2 separate regions of the Homo sapiens genome follow, and region 2 is linked to region 1. Evidence: chromatin loops called from intact Hi-C (ENCODE). Cell type or tissue: HepG2. All regions are shown on one strand. Links, peaks and the distances in the headings refer to the core of each region. The heading gives the core; the rest is flanking DNA. Region 1 overlaps TGFBI (transforming growth factor beta induced). Region 2 has its middle 25 kb from the start of LECT2.

Region 1 (10,279 bases), core at 2,280-10,279:
ACCGTTCTTTCCTTAAGGAAGACCATTTATTGTTTTATTTCCTGGAGAAAATACATCATTTTATCCCAGCCTTAATAACCCATCCCAGTGTATACTCCTTCATCTTCATGGATAATGACCCTGCTACATGCTCTGAACAAATCAGGAGGCCCCTCGTGGAAGTATAACCAGTCCTTTCTTTCTCTGTCCCTCTTCTGTGCAGAGCCTCTGCATTGAGAACAGCTGCATCGCGGCCCACGACAAGAGGGGGAGGTACGGGACCCTGTTCACGATGGACCGGGTGCTGACCCCCCCAATGGGGACTGTCATGGATGTCCTGAAGGGAGACAATCGCTTTAGGTAATTAGTTCCATCCCCGGGTGGAGCTTCTGCCCAGTGGTCATGCTGGAGTGGGATGTGGGGCCCCAGCTATTTGTCAAGCTTTCTTCTACCTTGGGGATTCAATTAACACTAGCAGTGCACTGCTGCGACCTTCCAGACTTGGGATGGGGAAAAGGCAAGGGTCGCCTTGAAAGCTTACATTGGGAAGAAGGGTTACTTCTAAGAGTGTAATCTTCACATGCATGGGAAGCAGGGAGGGGGGACTACATTTTTATGACTGAAGTGCAAGGAAAACATCACCCTCTCATTGTAAAGCTCCAAGTGAGCCAAGAGCACATAGTTTACAGTGCACGATGAGCCTCTCACTCTCTGCGCAGTATCTGTTTATTGCAACTGAAGCACCCTTGTGAGTTTGTTTTCTTGCCCGGCTATCTCCATTTCTGACTTGCTCATTCACCTTGGGGTGCTGTCATATTGAATGTTTCCCTGTCACTGACTTCAGCCACCTGCACAAGGGCTTGGAGACCACACCCCTCTGCCCTCCCAGAATCATATCCCTGGAGGCTCAGCTAGTCTCTGGGTCAGCCATACCTCTGCCCTTTCTTTTCCCTCCTTTCTCCTGTGGCCTCTGACGTCTGGCCATTTAACAGAGCTTAGCATTTTTGCTGGGTGGAGAGAGCTGGAGCCTGGAATCACTCCCTCTTTGTGCATACGGAGGGCATGAAAACCAAGGTGTGTGCATTCCAGTGGCCTGGACTCTACTATCCTCAGTGGTGAGGTATTTAAGGAAAATACCTCTCAGCGTGGTGAGGTATTTAAGGAAAATACCTGTTGACAGGTGACATTTTCTGTGTGTGTATCTACAGCATGCTGGTAGCTGCCATCCAGTCTGCAGGACTGACGGAGACCCTCAACCGGGAAGGAGTCTACACAGTCTTTGCTCCCACAAATGAAGCCTTCCGAGCCCTGCCACCAAGAGAACGGAGCAGACTCTTGGGTAAAGACCAACTTAAGTACACGTCTCCATTTTTCTAAAGTAGTGATCCCTCAGGGCCCCAGCAGCAAACAGTTGGCACATCAAGGATTGACTTGAAGGGATTTTATGACAAGACTATTAGTGAAAGAGTGGGCGGGACTAAAGGAACTAGCAAAGGATGAGGCCAACCAGGGACTAGCAACCCTGGGAAGCCTTTACTACCCCTAGGCCTGGGGGAATGGGAGGATGAGAGCAGGAACCAGGGAGGTCATGAGCCTTGGACAAGGGCACAGAACAGCAGCCAGAGCCATGTGCAGCCAGCCACTGTCAGAACCATGCAAGGGGGACCACTCAGCGCCCCAGCCTCCCTCTCAGACAGTTGCCATCTGGGTCTCTTGTTGGCTGATGCGAGAGCAGGAGGGAGCCCACTGATGCAGTTCATAGAGCTCAGCCTCCTGGGCAGGAAACCGGGCAGAGAGGAGTAGAAAAGAATTAAGGGTGGCTGCGACCAGCCCAGTCACTGAGGCACGTTTCCCACTGGAGACCTATGAGCACAGTGATAATAAAGCCAGTTACCTGCACTGACTATCCCTCCAGACAAAAGCTTTCCCAAGAAGTTAGTCATGGCTCTGAGAGATCTAGTTGAGGATGTTTGGCAGGGGATCTAGTGGTTACGGGTGGCTAAGAAAAATGAGGAAGGTAAGAGTATCTTGCAGCCTGTGTTGGGAGGATTAAATAGGATGCCACACACAGGGCCAGGCAGACAGCCTGGTCAGTAATAGCCATGACGATGGGGGCGGGGGGAGCAGGAATGGGAGTTGCAGTGTTTAGCTCAGATGCATGCCTGTGAGAGATGCTTCCACTCTCACAGAAAGATGAGACCAAGGAAAAGGAGGAGGAAGAGGAAGGACCTTGACAAACCTTGGGGCCCACATTGTCTACACCTCCCTTCCTGCTCTAGAGCAGAATAGAAAGTTCAGGTTGCAGGCAGCTCTAAGTTGAATTCGTGTCCTGTTTAATTTTCTTTATTGCTAAATGAATGCCTGTGTCTGTGATGCTGACGTATGTTCCTAAGGAGAGGGGAGAAGTTCATTCTGAACATAAACTTTTCATCCTCTCTCTGTCCAGCAAGAATGGAATATTCCCCAAGTGGCCTGAGCCAGCTTGGCTTTCTTTTTGTTTTCAATTATGTGGGAGTTGAGGAGGGGGATGGGAAAAGCTTCCCAAACACACCCTCCCCCAGGCCTGAGGCACCCCTGGGGGACAGAGAGTGTTAGAGGTTGGTACAGGTGTTAGAGATATTGAAAGGACATCCCATGCACCCCAGGGGCTGGTGTGGCTCTGTACTTCCAGGCAATATTTTGTGGAAGGGGAACCTTGTCAGCTCCAGGTTGTGGATGTTTGAAAATCAGTTGGTACCCAGTGGCTCCATCCTCTGGCAGGCATGTGGATTTGTCAATAACCAAGTGAACTCTCCAAAATAAGTTAAAACTTCCTCCCTTCTCAGTTTCAAGATGCTGGAAATAGCTGTTCATAAGCCCTGGGGAAATTTAGCCCTTTGGCTGGTAATGGGAGTATCCGAGATGAGAGGGCAGCTGGAAACTTTCGGAATGACCTCCCACACTTAATTTGGGAAATGCCTCTGCACCTTTATGGGCAACCAGATGCCTGCCCCAGTTGCTGGAGACACTGATGTGGGCTGAAAGGAATGCTGAGACGTGACGAGGAGAGATGCTGCGGAGGGAATATCCCCCTCAGCCCTGACCTCATCGGCTCCATGGCTCCTCCACAGTACAGCTGTCTACTCTTTTAAGTTCTCCCTTCAGGAAATAGCCATCTCAAACAGAATGTGCATTTGAGGGCAGAATGTGTAAATATTGCACTACTGTGTTATAACCGTCAGGAGCCATGCTGATGATGAAACGTCCCAGATGCCGGTGCTGGAAAGGTCCCTGGCTTTCCAAGCAAATATTTATCTCATGGAAACATGAGTCATACTCACAGAGGAGTATGGATTAACTCCTTCTCAGCAGCCAGGGAGCCCAGCATCCCAGACAGCATATTTAACCCAGAGGCCAACTGACTGCTGGGGCAGATTTGTGGTCATGAACATGTGCTTTGTGTCCTCTGACCATTAGACAGATTGTGGGTCACAACGTTGAGTATACAGTGGGAGCTTAATAAGTGCTTATTCCCTGGGCAGGGAGTTCTTCATTTCAGGGGTGACCACTTACATCTTCTCCTCTGGGCCCTCCTTGACCAGGCTAATTACCATTCTTGGGATTAACTCTATCTCCTTTTCCCGCAACCTGCAGGAGATGCCAAGGAACTTGCCAACATCCTGAAATACCACATTGGTGATGAAATCCTGGTTAGCGGAGGCATCGGGGCCCTGGTGCGGCTAAAGTCTCTCCAAGGTGACAAGCTGGAAGTCAGCTTGGTAAGTGTCCTGCAAATCAAAGGCTGGCTAAATTTCCCCAGGGCAGGGCTCCAGGACATATCTCACCCCCAGGATGGAATTATACACACACAACCTTCAAGTTGCAGCCCGAATCTCTGAGTGTAATTCGTCCAAAGAAAAAGAGAAAAGAGAAGAGGGTCTTCAGGGAAATCAAGTGAGATCATAGTTAGACATGAGTAAGAACTTCCAGATTTACAAGGGAATAGAGCATCTGATTTGGCATCTGAGAGAGGCTATTAGATCTTCCTTCTCTTAAGGAGGTTGTAGGCAACTAGTTATGTGACTGAAGAGATCAGTCTGTACTCACACCATCCCACCCCCCAAACCCAGGGCTTCACTGAGTTGTACCATGAACCAGACCATCCCAAGAGGCTTTTTGAGTTCTGACACTTGCTCTGTGAGCCTTCCCTTGCTCTGCACATTGATGATATAACTTTGTAACTGCACTAAGAGTGTTCCTAAAGCAGATAGCCAGCCGAGCTCCAGAAATCTCCCTGGCTGCACCTGCAGAGGCCACTGACCCCTCTGTGGAGGGACCGCTCTTCAGTGTGTGGCTGGCTTCTACTCTCTGCTCCTCTCTCTTGGTCTTCAGCCATCCATTGCTCACCAGTTTCTCACGAGGAGCATAGGAAGATATGCATGTAGGGAGGTAGGCACGGGGATGACTTGTTTGACTTTAGCAGGTCATTCAAGAATCTCCTCGCACCTGGTTTCAGATGCTGGGGTCCTGTCTGTCACAGGCTTCTGTGCCTCCTACCCCCTTGAGTTTGTCACATGGCCCTTCAGGAAGGCCTGAGATAGATTTGCCCTGGGTGGGCCTCCTATGAGAAAATCTTAAGTGAGGCACCCAGGCAAAATGGAAAGAGCCTTTTGCCCAGAGCAGGAAGCCTGTCTTCCATTTCCAGCTGTTCCACCTACTTAGCTTAAAAGAGGCACTTCGCCTGTCTTCAGTCTCAGTCTCAGTCTCCTCTTCTGTGGAATGGGACAATAATATCTACTCTCCTTATCATACACTGCTGTGAGGACTGAGTGGATCACACAAAAAAGCATTATGTAAATTGCAAAGTGCTAAATCCACACAGGAGATTTGAATTAATCCACCACACTGAAGGTCTGTCAAGGGCAGGGACTGTTTCATTCACCAGAGTATCCCCAGTCTAACACAGGACTTGGCATATGAAAAGTGTTCAGTAGGCCGGGTGCAGTGGCTCATGCCTGTAATCCCAGCACTTTGGGAGGCCAAAGTGGGCGGATCATCTGAGGTCAGGAGTTCAAGTCCAGCCTGGCCAACGTGGTGAAACCACATCTCTACTAAAAATACAAAATTAGCTGGGCGTGGTGGCACATGCCTGTAATCACAGCTACTCTGGAGGCTGAGGCAGGAGAATCACTTGAACCCAGGAGGCGGAGGTTGCAGTGAGTCGAGATCATGCCACTGCACTCCAGCCTGGGCGACAAGATTGAAACTCCATCTCAAAAACAAAGAACAAGGAAAAAAACGAAAACTGTTCAGTAAACACTTGCTGAATGAATAAAATAAATATATAAATGTATAAATAAATGCTCTACTTTCAACCACTACTCTGTTTTTCTTTTAGAAAAACAATGTGGTGAGTGTCAACAAGGAGCCTGTTGCCGAGCCTGACATCATGGCCACAAATGGCGTGGTCCATGTCATCACCAATGTTCTGCAGCCTCCAGGTAAGTGTCGCATCCCCACTGACTCTGCAGCCAGTCCTTTTCTTCATGTGGCAGTTGGTGGAGAGAAGAAAAACTGTTCTAAACAATGATGAGAATAACATGTAATTGTGATAGTTAAACTGTGCCTATGTGACTGATTGCAGAGTGAATTGGGAGCTGTTGGTTTTGAATGCACCACACTAAGGAATGTGAGGACACATTGCTCTTTGCGGAGTTGCCCAGCTATATTAGCTCCCCTCGGACACAGCCCAGTTTTCTGTATTCGCGTGGATGCTGTCCGCGCGATTCCCAGCACTCCTCTTACAGCATCTCACCTCAGTGTATGTTCCTTGCCTCCAGTGCAGTTGAACCTCAGTCCTGCCTCTCCTCATGTGTGCATTCACCTTTCTTGGTGCTCTCTCCCCATGGGCCAAGTTCTACCATGAGTTATGAAACATTATGGAGAAAACATGTCTTTGGAAATGTGAGCCAGAAAGCCCACCAGTGCCCCTCAGTCACGGTTGTTATGAATGACATGCTAATGGTTTCACTCTGGTCAAACCTGCCTTTTCTTTCCTCTTCAGCCAACAGACCTCAGGAAAGAGGGGATGAACTTGCAGACTCTGCGCTTGAGATCTTCAAACAAGCATCAGCGTTTTCCAGGGTAAGATGCCTGCTAGGTTTGCGCCTAGCCTGAGCAGCCTCAGGTCCTCTGTTTGGGCCATAGAGGAGCCTCTCCAGCCCCTGTCTTCCTTGGCTGCTCCCCAGGGCTCTCTTAAAACTTCTCCCCACTCCCACTGAGGCATCCTCAGCCCCAGCCTGTGTCAAATTCAGAGTAAAGAACCAAGGCAACTCCCTGGCTTTCATGGGCCAAAGCGCAGGCTTTCACACCGAGGCCTCTGAGCCTCAGATCATGGGGAAGTCACTGCTGGAGAGAACAGACATAGCTCTGGAAGCCATCTGCCCAAGAGGGCAGCCCATCCCAAGTTCATCTTACAGTGGCCAGGCCTGCCCTGAGCCGGGGCCTCTGGGTCACTCTTCTGCTGTCCATGGCATTGCCCATCCTGGGTGAGGCTGGGGCTCTCCTGGGCACTGTATGTATTCTGGATACAGGGATACTGGGCTCGCTATGTGTGTGGAGCCATCCCTTCCTTGCCCCAGCCCCACCTCCCTCTCAAACCCTCTCTGGCTCTTTCTGAGCTTCCTTTCCTGCTCCCCAGCTTGCCCAGTGCTCAGTGCCCCACTTGGCTCTTTTGCTACTTCGGGTCAGGTGGAGCCTCTTGGGAATGTGAAGTGCCTTACAGAAAGATTGCACTTCAAGAGGAGAGGCTGCAGGGAGCCATCCTAAACCCAGAGGCCTGGAGCTTACTGTGTCACTTTACTTTTGTACACAGGGGTCTCCTTAGTGCCCTCGAGAAGGATTCTTGGCCCTGAGCTTCTACTCCTGAGGCCACCTCTGTGCAGCCCCAGCTCCCTCAACTCTAGGCTGTAGTCTCAGTGGGAAAGCCTGGCTTGGGGGTCTCCTAGGAATGTCCACCTGAAGGCACACTTGATAGGGGCTTGCACAACTTATGTCTGCCAAGGCCACCTGAGGAACTCCCTGGTGCCTATAAGTTCCACCTTCCCCTTCCTCTTCCTCGCCCCAGCATTTTTTCTGAGTAGGGGTGGCAATGGGCAAAGCCATTGTCATAAGCAGTTGCAGGTATAACTTTCACTAGAAAACCTGACACCTTGTGTTTTCTTTCAGGCTTCCCAGAGGTCTGTGCGACTAGGTGAGTCTGGTCTGGGTTTGAAGTCATTGCAGACCTGTTTAGGCCTTACCCCCAAGCAAGCCCAAGCCTGCCATCTGCTGTATATAGATAAGAACATCATGGTGCAGTAAAAGAAGCCTGGCCTTTGGAGTCAGAACAGCAGGGTGACTTGGGGTCAGACCCAGAGCACCCCATTTCCTTCTCTGTAAGATGAGGATAATAAGAGTAACAACCTTTTAGGGTTAAGGTGAGTTTTCAGCTTAGGAAGTCTGGGAATATTGCAAAGGGCTTGGCAGGAACCCATGGTGAGGATCTAGTTCCAAGTTGATAGGTACAGAAAACCAGAACATCGGGCCTTGAGTAAAGAGTGAAGTTTCACAAACCACAAAGCACCTGCTATGTGCAGGAGAGCATGGCAGAAGGAGGCTGCTTGGCCCTGGTCCTTGAGATTCTGACAGTGTCCTAGACAGACATGGGGAGATCTGCACCTATTTGACGTTACCAACTTCTCTTTTTCAGCCCCTGTCTATCAAAAGTTATTAGAGAGGATGAAGCATTAGCTTGAAGCACTACAGGAGGAATGCACCACGGCAGCTCTCCGCCAATTTCTCTCAGATTTCCACAGAGACTGTTTGAATGTTTTCAAAACCAAGTATCACACTTTAATGTACATGGGCCGCACCATAATGAGATGTGAGCCTTGTGCATGTGGGGGAGGAGGGAGAGAGATGTACTTTTTAAATCATGTTCCCCCTAAACATGGCTGTTAACCCACTGCATGCAGAAACTTGGATGTCACTGCCTGACATTCACTTCCAGAGAGGACCTATCCCAAATGTGGAATTGACTGCCTATGCCAAGTCCCTGGAAAAGGAGCTTCAGTATTGTGGGGCTCATAAAACATGAATCAAGCAATCCAGCCTCATGGGAAGTCCTGGCACAGTTTTTGTAAAGCCCTTGCACAGCTGGAGAAATGGCATCATTATAAGCTATGAGTTGAAATGTTCTGTCAAATGTGTCTCACATCTACACGTGGCTTGGAGGCTTTTATGGGGCCCTGTCCAGGTAGAAAAGAAATGGTATGTAGAGCTTAGATTTCCCTATTGTGACAGAGCCATGGTGTGTTTGTAATAATAAAACCAAAGAAACATACGTCCTGTGTGCATGGTACAGTGTGCTGACCTGAGGCCGTCATGCTCCTCCACACCTCAATTCTGCTCTGGAGAAGCTCAGAAAGGAGCCCCGAGGGATGGTTTTGGGGAGATTCCAGCAGCCAGCCCTCAGACAGCCAGACAGCTCATGGGGGTTTGAGCCTGTCTTTGCCAAACAGGTTTTTATTTCACCCTCCTCCGGTCCTGGGGTTTCAAGTTTTCAGTGTTGCCTTCACCCCGCACTTTATTCCTCTTATTACTTGGAAGTACCTTCCCTCCAGCATGGTGATCCCCTGCCTGTGTGCTGGACTTTTGAGTCCTCAGCACCAACCTGTGAAGTGGTTGCCAGCATAATCCCATTATGCAGATGAGGAGACCAAGGCCCAGGGAAGGGAGAACCACCAGCAGCACGTAAAATAGCTGAGCTGGGACTGGAACTCACACCTCCTGACTCTCAGTGACCACCACTGACAACAGCATAAGTCCAGGTTTTCCAGGCCCATCCCCTCTGTGCCAACCCACATTCAGATTCCTTCCCCGGCTCCCGTAATCTCTGGCATCTAGAATATCCTCAGGACTCTGAGAGGTGATATCATGTGGTTGTGGTGCCATTGCCCCCTACCTGTGTGGCCTGGGGCCAGTCATGTGACCTCCCAGGGTCTCCTCTTCTGTAATAGGGAGATGACCGTCACATCTACTTCATGGGTCCATCGTGAGGATGAAATGAGATGATCTATATAAAATGCTTGGTACAACATTAGGTGGCCTTATTTTTATCCTGCCGTCTGGGACTGCTCAGGATCAATGCGCCAGAGAGCCTTTATTTGTGTCTTTCCCACAGGTGGGCTGGCCCACTTTCCTAGAGAATGGGACAGACCTCCTTCCCACCCACACCCATCTCTGCCAAGGCTGATTCACTCCAGCAGGCGGAGCTCATTTCACTTCATGGAACCAATGACCCAAAGATATATCCCCAGCACTACTGCTGGTCAGTCCACTGCTGCTGGGAATACAGCAATGGTAGTGGCAGACAGAGGCCCTCTCTTAAATAGCTTCCAGTCTGAGGAAAGAGAGATATGACATCAATCCATTAAAATCATTCATCCATTGGTTCCACAAATATTTGTTGAGGGCTACCTATGTGCACCCCCATGTTAGACCCTGGGGAATAGACATGTCATTCTCATGAGGCTTCTCTACTGATGGGGGGGAAGAGAATTGTCAACCAGATAATGGCACTACAGCCTGTGTGTTCTTAGTGACTCTGAGGATAGCACTGTGGTTCTGTGACAGATAATGAAGGATTTGGAAGCAGGAATGCCCAGGAGCTCCCAGAAGTGGGAAGAGATGAGAGGAATGGAAGGAACTTACCTGAAGGTGAAGGCATCAGGCTAGGGGACCAAGGGAGAAGGTGTCCTGAGAGGTAAGGCTTAACCTTGGGTGTGAATTCAGTTCCCGTCACTCTCCCATAGCTCTGTCCTGCTGTTCCCACCTCCCCTGCAGCCATGCGGGCTTGGGCGGCTAGTGAGGGCCTTGCTCATGCTGGGTATCCTATGCTATGCTTCACTTTGAGCACCTAAAATACACACACTGCACTTTACCAAGATGACCTCGGAAACCAAAGAGGTGATCAGCATAAGTTTTAAAGACCCTTAAATTTAAAGTAAAAATCACTACAGGATCCATTATAAATGCCAAACACTAAGATGTGTGTTTCCAGTTCTCCCCTTCATTTGTCCCTGCCACTCCCTGCCCTGACTTTGCCCCACCCCCTAGTAATGTGGGCTCCACTCTATGCTCCAAACTCTCCCTGGAGAGAAATCCTCCCTGTGGTTGAGGACAAGGCGCAGCCTTCCCCTCCCACCAAAGAAGGTCAGATTCCCTTTTTTGGTTCCTAACCATCCATACCCCTTCTTTTCTCATGAAGACTCGGGCTAAG
Region 2 (11,611 bases), core at 2,107-10,106, 130 kb before region 1:
GGAAACAGCCAGTGATTGGAACTCAGAACACACACATTTATCAAGTTTGCCTTCTAATATGGGTGCAGTTTGTGTCATCCCAAACCAATTACAATGGACACACCAAAGATCCCAAATCACAGATCACCATAACAGATATAATAATAATAAAGTTCAAAATATTGCAAGAATTACCAAAATGTGACACAGAAACACAAAGTGAGTACGTGCTGTTGGGAAAATGGTGCCGATAGACTTGCTTGATCCTGGGTTACCATAAAACTTCAACTTGTAAAAAACACAACATCTGAGAAGTGCAATAAAGTGAAATATGCCTGTATAGCATTACTTTATCCCACCACAGTGCCAAAAATAAAGATTCTTTATTAAATAGAAAAATTATTGGTAGAGTTTACCTGTATTTTTCTTCACAATAAGATACATAAACAATTTCATTGCAGAGTTCTGAAATGATGTTGAGTCAAATACAATTTGATCCTAGTGTAGTAAAGAGTTAACCTTACCCAAACAAAGGTCTGACTTTTGCATTTAGCTCCTAGGAGGTGATCTCTTAGTCCTTGGAGTGTCTTACCTGATAGGAGTGTCTTTGTTTACCTGGGAACCTCGGGCCACATGGGACAGTCTAATAATGTAGTTTATGGTGGAGGTTTTGGGCTACGTGATATCACCTTGACCTCAGGGGTGGGGAAGGCTGGAAACTAAAGAGCAACCACACACAGGCAGTCAACCATGTCTATGTGACCAAACTCCAACCAAAACATGAAAGAGCTTCCCTGATTGACAGTACTCTGTTGTGTATTGCTATACATTGTTGCCTGGAGAAATTTAGCACTGCTCATGATTTCACTGGAAGAGGACACTTGGAAGCTCTACATATGGATTTTTTTTTTTTTGCATTCTTCTCCATGCCTCTCTTTCCTTTGATTATTTTAATCTGTATCCTTTCACTGTAATAAACTACAACCATGAATATAACAGCTTTCCATGAGTTCTGTGAGTCCTTCTGACAAATTATCACATTTGAGGTTGATCTTGAGAATCCACAAGCTCTGAAGTTGGTGTCAGAAGTTAAAGCTGTCTTGAGGGTTTCCCAGAAATGTCCAACATGCACTCCCCCTCCACCCTCCCATCCCACCCCCCCCCACCAAAACAGAGACATCTTTTTATGTGTGAAAATATTTTTGATGTGATTTTTGTTGCACAATTTTACTTGTAACAGTCAGTACAGATGTTCCCAAACATTCCAGGTTTCTTCTTCCAGGCATAAGGTAGGACTGCACTTCTTTACCTAACTTAAGTTAGGTGTTGCCATTTTAGCTAGCTTTGGCCAATGAAGTAAGAACAGAATTGACATACAGTTAGAAGTTAAGGTGCAGTGTATGTACCTCAGTGTCTCTTTCCCATGGTCACAGACTATTTTCCAGACAGTGGCTGCTCTAACGTCCTTGGTCTCAGAATGAACACAACAGGGATGACAGCTTCTAGCTGAAGTGTGATAGAAGTGTAGCATGACTGAGAAATAAACTTTTTTTTGCATTAAATCACAGGTGTTTGTTATTTCAGCATAACCTAGCCTATTCTGACTTAAACAACCAAAATCTTTGTTTGCTCAAAGCTTAATAATAATATTTTCTTTGAAAGGACTATACAGAGATGTTCTTTTTTGTATCACAAATGGCATATTGTGTATTCCTGTATTGTAAAGTATATCATAATTATCTGACCGACATCATTTTAGATATGGCTCTTTCCATCAAAATCCAACATATTTATACTAATAATTGAAATTCTAGAAAAATTCTTCAGTAATATTCACAGAAATGCACCAAGATACAGGATTTTCACAGCCTACTTTATAATAGTAAAAACTAAATGTTCAGCAATAGAAGAAGGTTAAAGAATTGCAATGTTTCCATATAAGGGGATTGCTCATTTGGCCATTACTAAGTGAGGAAGAGATTTCTCATTACAACCAAGATAGAGAAATAGGGAATAAATTCCCTCTCTGCATAAAAGAACAAAAAAACAAAACCGGGACAAAACAACCAAAGAACAAAATCAACAACAACAACAACAAAAACACACAAAGTATTTGAAACAATGACTTTTGTAGGAATAGAAAGGGAATGATTTTTTTCCTCCTCATCATTATATAGGTCACAGCCAACATCCCTATGACAACAGGTTAACAAGAGAAAAGCATAACAAAGTTATTTGATCATAGCTTTATGTGATATGGGAATCTTCAGAACGAAGACCCAAAGATACAGGGGAGCTATCTGATTTTTGTTTAGGTTTGATGAAGCAGGGACAGTGTATAGAAATGTAATTAGATGAACAAAAGGCTATGAGCTAATGGTAATAGGCTGATTGGGAAAAACCTAGCAAGGTCTGTCTGATTAGGTTCTTCCTGAGGAAGAAATATTGTAGCATTTCTTCCTCCTGGGTATAGGGTAGGACCCTTCTGGAATCTTAATTTCTTTATAGCCAGCTGTTACCCAAAAAGGCAGAGGAAGGTTAGAGCAACACTTTTAGGTTTTACGGCTGGCTTTGGGGGAAAAGGGTTCTGGTTTCTATGACCTACCTTGGGGAAGAGGAATTCTAGTTTCTATGGTTTGCCTCAGGGAAGAATGAGGGGTGAGAGATAGAAGGGCAAAAGATCAGAGAGAAACTTTGCTTTTGAGGCTGCTTCTAAGGTCTTCGCTTTGGAGTCATTTTCAGAGCCCCAACACTTTTGAGAAACAAGATATCAGGCAACAAAAGACAAAGATCTCCAAGAGATAAGAAATAAATGAGATAAGTCCTATGATTACCCTTATTTTATTGCCTTAAAAGAATGTCTAGTCTGCTACACAGAGAGGGGGAATCCAGACTAAGTTTAGTGGACACCCTGAGTTTAGGAGTTGACAATATGCTGCTAAAGCAGTACTTATGGGTATATTTATGGCACTGCAAGCCTATGTTAGAACAGAAGAAAGGTCTCAAATCAATGAACTCAGATTCTACCCTGAGAAACTAGAAAATAAATAGCAATTTAAATTCAAAAGAAAGGAAATAAAGATGACAGCAGAAACCAATGCAATATAAAACAGGAAAAATAATAGAGAAAATTAATTAAACCAAAGGCTGGTTCTTGGAGAAGATCAATAAAATTGATAATCCTTAAACCAGACTGATGAGATAAAAAATAGTGTAGATACAAATGACCAACATCAGGAATGAGAGAGTGACATCATTATAGATACTACAGACATTAGAAGAATAATAAGAGAATATTATAAACAATATTATGTCTATCAATTTAACAATCCAGATGAAATGGATAGATTTATTTAAAGATGTAAACTACCAAAGCTCCTTTAAGAAGAAATAGATAAACTAACCTAATAGAAGAAATAGCCCTAAATTTATTAAAGTAATTGAATTTCTGGTTAAAAGCCTTCCCACAAAATAAACTCCAGACCCAGATGGCTTTATTGGTGAATTCAACCAAACATTTCAGAATAAATAATACCATTTCTATATAGACTCTTCCAGAATTGAATAGGAGGAAATACTTCTCAGCTTGCTTTATGAGGCTTGTATTACTTGATATCAACATTTTACAAAGATATTACTAAAAAAGAAAAGTACAATCTAATATCCCCCATGAACCTAGATGCAGAAATTCTAAACAAAATTTTAGGAAATTGACTCAAACAATAGGTAAAAAGGATAATAAATTATGATAAAATAAGTCTTTTGCCAGAAATGCAAGGTTGGTTTAACTTTTGAAGATCAGTCAATGTAGTCCATCATTTTAATAAACTAAAAAGGAAAACAATAAGATTATTTCAATTGACACACACAAGTACTTCATAAAATCTAACATCCATTCTTCATCTAAAAATTCTCAGCAAAGGAGGAATAAAACGGAAGTTCCTCAATCTGATGAAGAGCATCTATGCAATATGCACATCCATGCAATATGTCAATGATTAAAGATGAAGCACTTTCCCTCTTAGATGAGGAACAAGACAAAAGTGTCTGTTCTCACCTTGATGTAGAAATCAGTTTGGGGAGAATTCACATCTTAAAAATACGGAGTCTTCAAACCAATGAATGTCATTGATATATCTCTTTATTAATGTTAATTATTTAACACTGTACCGGCAATATAGTGCAATGGGGAAAGAAAAAAATAAAAATGCATTTTATATTGAAAGAAAAACTGTCTTTGTTCGCACACAACATGACTGTCTATGTAGAAAATCCAATGGAATATACTAAATTCTAATAAAAATTTCTATTAATAAAACTGACAAGTGATTTTAGCAAGGTTGTAGGATACAAGACCAATATAAAAAATCAATTGCATGTCTTCATACTGGCAACAAACAAATAGAAATTAAAATTTAAAAAACAATACTATTTACCATAACATTTAAAAACTATGAAATATCTAAGAATAGTCCTGACAAAATGTGTGTAAGACTTATACCCTGAAAACTGCAAATGTTGTTGAGAGAAATTAAAGAAGACCTAAGTAAATAGAGCGCTATATCAATCATGTTTATCGAAGACACAACATTGTAAAGATGCCAATACTCCCTAAGTTGATTTCTAGATTCAAGGCAATCTTCAGTAAAATCCCAGCAATATTTTTGTAGATATTGACAAGCTTGTTCTAAAAAAATCATACAGGAATGTAAAGAATCTAGAATAGACAAAATAGACAAAACAATTTTGAAGAACAAGTTAGAGGGCTAAAACTATGTGATTTCAATACAAGTACTTGTTATAAAGCTACAGAAATCAAGACGGTGCGATATTGGTGTAAAGATGGGAAAATATATTAACGAAATAGAACAGAGGGTCTGAAAATATACCTACACATACATGGACAACTGATTTCCCACATAAGTGCAAAGGCAATTTAATGGAGAAAAAGAGTAGCCTTTTCAACAACTGGTGCTAGGTAAATTGGATACAACTTGCACATGAAAAAAATAAACCTTGACTTCTATCTTGCAGCATACACAAACATTAACTCAAATAGAACATAGACCTAAATGTAAAATCTAAATCTATAAACCATGTAGAAGAAAATATAAAAGAAACTGTGACCTTGACTTAGACAAACATTTCTTAAGTTTAACATCAAACAAATGATCCATAAAAAAACAAATTGATAAACTGGATTTCATCAAAATCAAAACTTCTGCTTTTCAAAAGACACCATTAAGAAAATGAGGCTGGGGCCGGGAGCCGTGGCTCATGCCTGTAATCCCAGCACTTTGGGAAGCTGAGGCAGGTGGATCACTTTGAGATCAGGAGTTCAAGACGAGCCTGGCCAACATGGTGAAACCCCGTCTCTACTGAAAATACAAAAACTTAGCCGGGCATGGTGGAGCACGCCTGTAATCCTAACTATTCGGGAGGCTGAGGCGGGAGAATCTGTTGAATCCAGGAGGCGGAGCTTGCAGTGAGCCAAGATCAAGCCACTGCACTCCAGCTGGCGACAGAGCGAGACTCCACCTCAAAAAAAAAAAAAAAAAAAAAAAAAAAAAAGAAAGAAAGAAAGAAAGAAAGAAAAGAAAATGAGGCCGGACACGGTGGCTCATGCCTGTAATCCCAGCACTTTGGGAGGCCAAGGCAGGCGGATCACCTGAGGTCAGGAGTTTGAGACCAGCCTGACCAACATAGAGAAACCCAGTCTCTACTAGAAATACAAAATTAGCCAGACATGGTGGTGCATGCCTGTAATCCCAGCTATTTGGGAGGCTGAGGCAGGAGAATCGCTTGAGCCCAGGAGGCAGAGGTTGCAGTGAGCCAATATTGCGCCATTGCACTCCAGCCTGGGCAACAAGAACGAAACCCCATTGCATTTGTGCATTGATAAAGGGGCGCCCTTCATCGGGAGTAAGTCCCAGAAACCACAAGCGTTGGCTCATGCCTGTGTGGAGTCACAGGCAGGTGGCCACGGGGAATTAGCTGAAGACCAGCAGGCAGGAAGCCTCCCACATGCCACCTAAGGGGCGCTCCCGGAACCGCCGCCCCTGCGGGAGGAGCGGCTGGGGTCTCAGATCGCCGTGCGTGACTTGGTGCTGCGCCAGGTGGGCGCCATCGCCGCGGCCTGCTGGGGGAGGCGGCCTTTGAGGAGCGGGCGCGAGGCGGGGCCAGGCGGGGCGGGGCCTTGGGCGGCTGCGGTCTGCGCGGACCCCCGTGCCTAGGCGCTCCTGTGCCTCCAGTGCGCGGAGCCGGCCTCGCTCGGGCGTGTTCCTGCGCCGACCGGACGGCCGGACTCCAGCACCTTGGCCCGGCCCGCGAACGCTGAGCACGCGCGGAAACCCTTTAAAGGTAGCACATTTTTCGGGTGTCGCGGGGGCACCGCCGGCGGTGGCGACGTGGGGCGGAATGGGCTCGCTCTTTGGGCCCGGGAGGCGTGCGCTCGCGCCCTGGGCCACGTCGGGGCGGTCTCGGGCGGCTGAGCGCCCCCTGGAGCGACCCCTCCCGCGGCCCGGGCCCGGCCGCCCCCGAAGCCGGGGTGAGCGGGGCCTGGCTCGGGCCGCCAGTGAGGACTCGCAGCCCCCGGGCGTCCGCTTTCTCGCTGGGCTGGGTTTCTGCAGTGCCGGGCGCCCACCCGGCCACCCCATGAGCCGCGCGTCTGGCTCTTCGGTGGAGTGAGCCTAGAAAGGGCGGCGTTCGTCCAGTGATCAGTGCTACCCGAGGTTGCTTTTTGCATGACTGCTTGCAGTTAAGTTCACCGGAGTTTATAGTTGCCACAAATGTCAAAAAGTAGCCTTCTGGCGAGCTGAAAGCGCTCACCTGTGCGCTTTAAGGTGTACCGTCTTTGTCTTTGGCGAGTGTGCCTTTTAAGACGCTTCCAAGATAAATTGAATAAGAAATGATGATTGTTTTCTCCCAGAAAAATCTTGCAGAAATGATTTCTGGAAACACCTGTGTTCGTTGTTAGCCCCCTTAGAATGCCCATCCGGAGGCGGGCTCTCCCTGGCTCGGAAGGCCTCCCCGCGGAGGGCCTGGCTTGCTGTCCGCTCGCTTTTCGCTTCCAGAGTCGGAGAGACGCGACTTTGGGGTCGATGTGGAGAGAGAAACAGATGCCCTAGGCGCCCCCCATTCAGGGATTTTCACAAACTGCCCAGTTCAGCTTTGTCCCTTGCGTCTCCAAAGGTGTTTTCAATCTACATATATTTGGAAAACTTCAGTTTTCATATGATTTATTTAAAAATAAGCATACATATTATGTTTATTAGGAAGTAAAAATTTTCTTTTTAAGTAGATATGTCCTAGTACCACAGAGAGACTTGAGTGTAGAAAATTGCTAAACCAGTGACAAAATGCCAGAACACTGCAAAGATGGCAACCACTGCTTTAGGAAATATTTGACATAAATATTTTTCATGTTTTGTCTCCTTAATATCTCGGTGATATTTTTATTTGATTTGATATTTTAAAAAGAATTGTAACTTTTAGACTTAGAAGGGAACTTAGAGTCTTATGGGCTGCAAAGTACATAAATCTGTTTGACAACGTCTCCAACAAATTATGTTTTGTCCTTTGCTTGGATTATATTTAGTAGAAAGAGGTGTTGCTCCATTCTTTTGTTGGAAAACTGTGTGTTTTTACGTGTTTTGGAGCGCGAGGCTTCAGCCCTCCTGTCCAGGCCATGCTTCCCCTGCCCTTGCACTGGTGAGTAGGATTCCAGGCTCCTTAACACGGACCGTCTGCCTGGGGCAACAATCTGATTGCTTATCATGAAACTTTAGGAAGGAGATTAAATAAAGGACATTTAATAATTATTTCCCTTTACTTTTGCTGCTCCCAACAAATTTGTCCACCCTTTTCAGATAATTTTGCATCTATGTTCTGTTATCTGTGGTATTCACCTATTATTTCTATTGTTGTGATCACTGAAAACTTGAAACTGTTGAAAGTCACTTCTGGGTATTCATTTCACCAATCTGGAAGAACCTAGTGATGGTGCAGAAGAGAGCTGCTTCCATGGCCTTTAGTGAGTTGGCTGTGGATGTTCAGACAGTCTTCATCTCATCTTCTTTGATAATCTTGCCCTCAAGAATACTGTGGCAATCTCTTAGATACTTCTAGAGGATCCCATTCACGTAGTCACCTGATCTACCAAATTAGAAAACACATCAAAAAAGGCATTTGAGTTAAGGTGGTTAGTGGAGCTCCTCAATGCTAATAAACTTGTTTCATACTCTGGAATTGTGCTGAAGATCCGTGTCCAGCTTGCTCTTTTCTCCCTTTTTGGAAGAATGGCTTATCACTTGATGGAGTCCTGTATTCTGGTTTTGTTCCCTACCTGTCCTCAAAATTCTCGTGACTATGAGAGCCATCATGTTCCTTCAGCAACCAGGGAAGTAATTCATCTGATTCGGAAGACTTCAGTGAACTGATCTGAGATAGGTAGTGGTGCACCATCTTCTTACTGGTCTTGGGTAGCAACTCCCTATTGATATGTCAGTATTATGTCAGTATTCTCACATGAAGAATGGCCTATTGGCACAGAAATTAGCCATAAGTGTAACTCAGGAGAAAAGTTTCTGCAGTAAATAAAATTGTGTGTCATCTGATTTGAGTTAACTAGTAACTCGACTTGTCTTTTATTTTTGGTGTTTCACTGAAAGTGTGCCCTGGAGTTCCTTTCCCTCTACATCTGGAATAAAGGAAGGACAGCCAACCGTGACATTATCTGGAAAACAGTGTAACAGCTGGTGGCAGTGAGGAAATCAAATGGTAGATCGTGAGCTCAAATACATTCCCCTAGCCTGTCCTCCCCAGTTCTGCTTTAGGAGTTGGATTCAGAGAGAAATGGAAAATTAACAGGGGGTAGACAGTAGAGGTTTAAGGGAACTGTTTAGTAAATTAATAGGTTGCCATGTTTAACTCCTCTGTGTAGTTGAGTTTGGTTTACAAAAGTAGTAGAATGTATTTATTTATGTTTACCTTACGACATTTATTCATGATGCCAAGGGTGTGAGTTTTATCCTGCTGTAGACCTATATTACTATTTTCTTCAGTTTCCATAGACTTTCCTGCTAGCTCTGACAAGTCATTTTCCTGAAATTTGGCAAACCTCAAAGAGTATGACTGAATCAATGCCATCTCTATCAATATATATGAAATGATTTTTAAATATGAAGCATATATTCTATTAACAGCAGACTAGTCCAACTATATTCATATGGGAATGATAAAATAATAAAAATCACTCATGTCTGCCTCTTTACTATAACTGTGGTGGTATTATGTGCTACTAAAATCTGGAACTGGAAGATTTACACAGCCTGTAAACAGATAATTGTAGTCATGAATTCCCTCACATTTTTTGTAGTATCTCTCTATAGACATTAATTAAAATACAGATTCTCAGAGTCCATTCACTCTTTGATCCATAGCCTTGGTAAAGCCTCAAGAATAATTCCTGGGAATCATAACAAGATTTCCACTAACCATGCTAATTTTTTGGAATTTGTTTTGTTTTTGTTTTGTTTTACTTTGTTTTGTTTTTGTTTTTAAGACAGGGTCTCACTCTGTTGCCCAGACTGGAGTGCAGTGGTGTGATCTCAGCTCACCGCAACCGCTGCCTTCCTGCCTCAGCCTCCCAAGTAGCTGGGATTACAGGCATGCGCCACTAACACTCAGCTAATTTTTGTATTTTTGTATTTTAAAAAATTTTAAAAAGTTTTTTTAATTTTAGAAATGGGGTTTCACCATGTTGGCCAGGCTGGTCTTGAACTCCTGACCTCAAATGGTGCACCTGCCTCGGCCTCGCAAAGTGTTGGGATTACAGATGTGAGCCACCACGCCCGGCAGGGCTAGGTTTTTTTGCGTGGTTTTTTTTTTTTTTTCTTTGATACGGAGTCTCGCTCTGTCACCCAGGCTGGCGTGCAGTGGTGCAATCTCTGCTCACTGCAAGCTCCGCCTCCCGGGTTCACTCCATTCTCCTGCCTCAGCCTCCCAAGTAGCTGGGACTACAGGCACCCGCCGCTATGCCTGGCTAATTTTTGTATTTTTAGTAGAGACAAGGTTTCATCAATGAACAACAACAAAAAATAGTTTCAGAATCAATAATTTCTAACAAAATCCTTCAATATATAGAGTGATATATAAAGAGCCTAAGCATAGAAATTATTGAATGTTTATTTATGTATTCTGATGAATGTGTTTTTGTGGTATTTCACCAAGATAGGAAGTGAAATCAAATGGAGGTTGGTGAGTACCCCACGGCAACCATTGCTTCGTTTCATGGTTCAGAGTGAACTCTAATCTGGAAGCCTTCCTTAGGTAAGAAAAGCTTGAAAAAGAAATGATCGACTTTTTAAATGGTCACATATCTTTAAGCTAGAATGTTTAGATTAACGTTTTCAAGCTAATAAAGATCAATTTGTCTAAAATATATTTTACAATGTACATAGCTATAAAATCATATGAAGTGTTTGATTTGTGGATGAGCATAATCTTTATGCTCGGAAGATTACACAACTTAAAAAAAATTAAAATATTATTTTTAACAAGTTACTGGTATTAATATAATACCTTAAATTACTTATTGCAATTCTACTATCAGTGAATTGGCAATTTAATGATATCATTAAATAATTTTAACAATCCATGCCACATACAATGAGATTTAATATATAGCACAGTCCCTCTGTTAAGGACTGCAAGGTAGTTTTCTAACCTGGCATTTGAGTGATGTCTTTGTTTTATGTTAGCATCACTGGTTTTCAAGTAAAGGATTCTATTAAGGGTAACTTCTTTATAAAAACTTAGTGAAAATTTATCCATTTTGTTGATTTCCAAATGAAACGGTTGCAAGCAAAATGTCAATGACTGTGCTCCACATCAGAGTTTAGAATCCAGCATCTGTTCTTGTACCTTACAGCATTAAGGAGTTAGCATTGAAGAGTAGTAGATCGGGCCTTTTAAAATAGCACATGCTTTGAATTCTTGGTAGTCAGCAGTTTCACATAGTCTACGTAGTACTGCTGGACAGGGCCTAAGTCATGCATGTAACTGGTTTAGTCAGACTGAAATGTGTGTAGTAGCTCTTTTGCCTGATGCTTGAGATGCAGCTTTGTAACTATTTTTGCTTTTCATTTCAATTTTCCAAACCCTAAAGATGATTTTTCATTTTGTTCAATGACTTTATAGGTCATTCCTGCTTCTGGGATCCAACTCTATGTTGTGCTTAAGAAATGTGTCACATCAGACAGAGTGAATCACAAGACAGAGATATTTACCTATCACATAAATATTTTATTAGATTTCAAGGTATGTTTCAATTATGACACTGAATCTTTCATGTGTACATTCCTAACATTGCAGGGGTTAAAGGAGGGTTATATAGTTAACCAAAGTTCAATAAAGTTCAGAACCACTCTTACCATTATTTTGCCTTTCAAATAATTGTATACTTAAAATACTTTGTATTCTTACATAAAATATACGTACAAGATGACCATATATACTTGGACGTATCTGGACTTCAAATTTGCTGGAACTTAATTGCGTCCCAAGCTGGCTAATACCTAGAGATTCATCATTTCTGTTTGGAGGGTAAGAATGCTCATTCCCTGTCTGCTTT

Evidence for each region. Peaks named below come from ENCODE experiments on the same cell type or tissue, not always from the same donor. Only the 100,000 strongest peaks of a DNase experiment are listed, where the experiment ranks them.
Region 2: a loop joins it to region 1, with 13 times the contacts of the local background. A loop is called at or near these places in 76 of 110 quality-filtered maps.

What each region holds. Positions count from the first base shown.
Region 1 is chr5:136,055,478-136,065,756 of GRCh38, forward strand. It overlaps TGFBI (transforming growth factor beta induced), which reads left to right. Exons shown (of 17, transcript NM_000358.3): 11 at 203-339; 12 at 1,188-1,318; 13 at 3,613-3,737; 14 at 5,357-5,459; 15 at 6,023-6,102; 16 at 7,186-7,210; 17 at 7,709-8,341. The coding sequence ends at 7,749. Among named protein-coding and RNA genes, the nearest start is that of TGFBI, 32 kb to the left of the region's middle. RefSeq lists a silencer at 7,201-7,300. In HepG2, for the core only: CTCF peaks have their summits at 2,738 (motif pointing left), 7,266 (motif pointing left) and 9,262; DNase peaks (open chromatin) are centred at 3,204 and 7,264.
Region 2 is chr5:135,924,142-135,935,752 of GRCh38, forward strand. It overlaps the pseudogene FBXL21P. Among named protein-coding and RNA genes, the nearest start is that of LECT2, 25 kb to the right of the region's middle. In HepG2, for the core only: CTCF peaks have their summits at 5,999 and 6,495 (motif pointing left); a DNase peak (open chromatin) is centred at 6,040; H3K4me3 peaks cover 2,312 bases; H3K27me3 peaks cover 410 bases.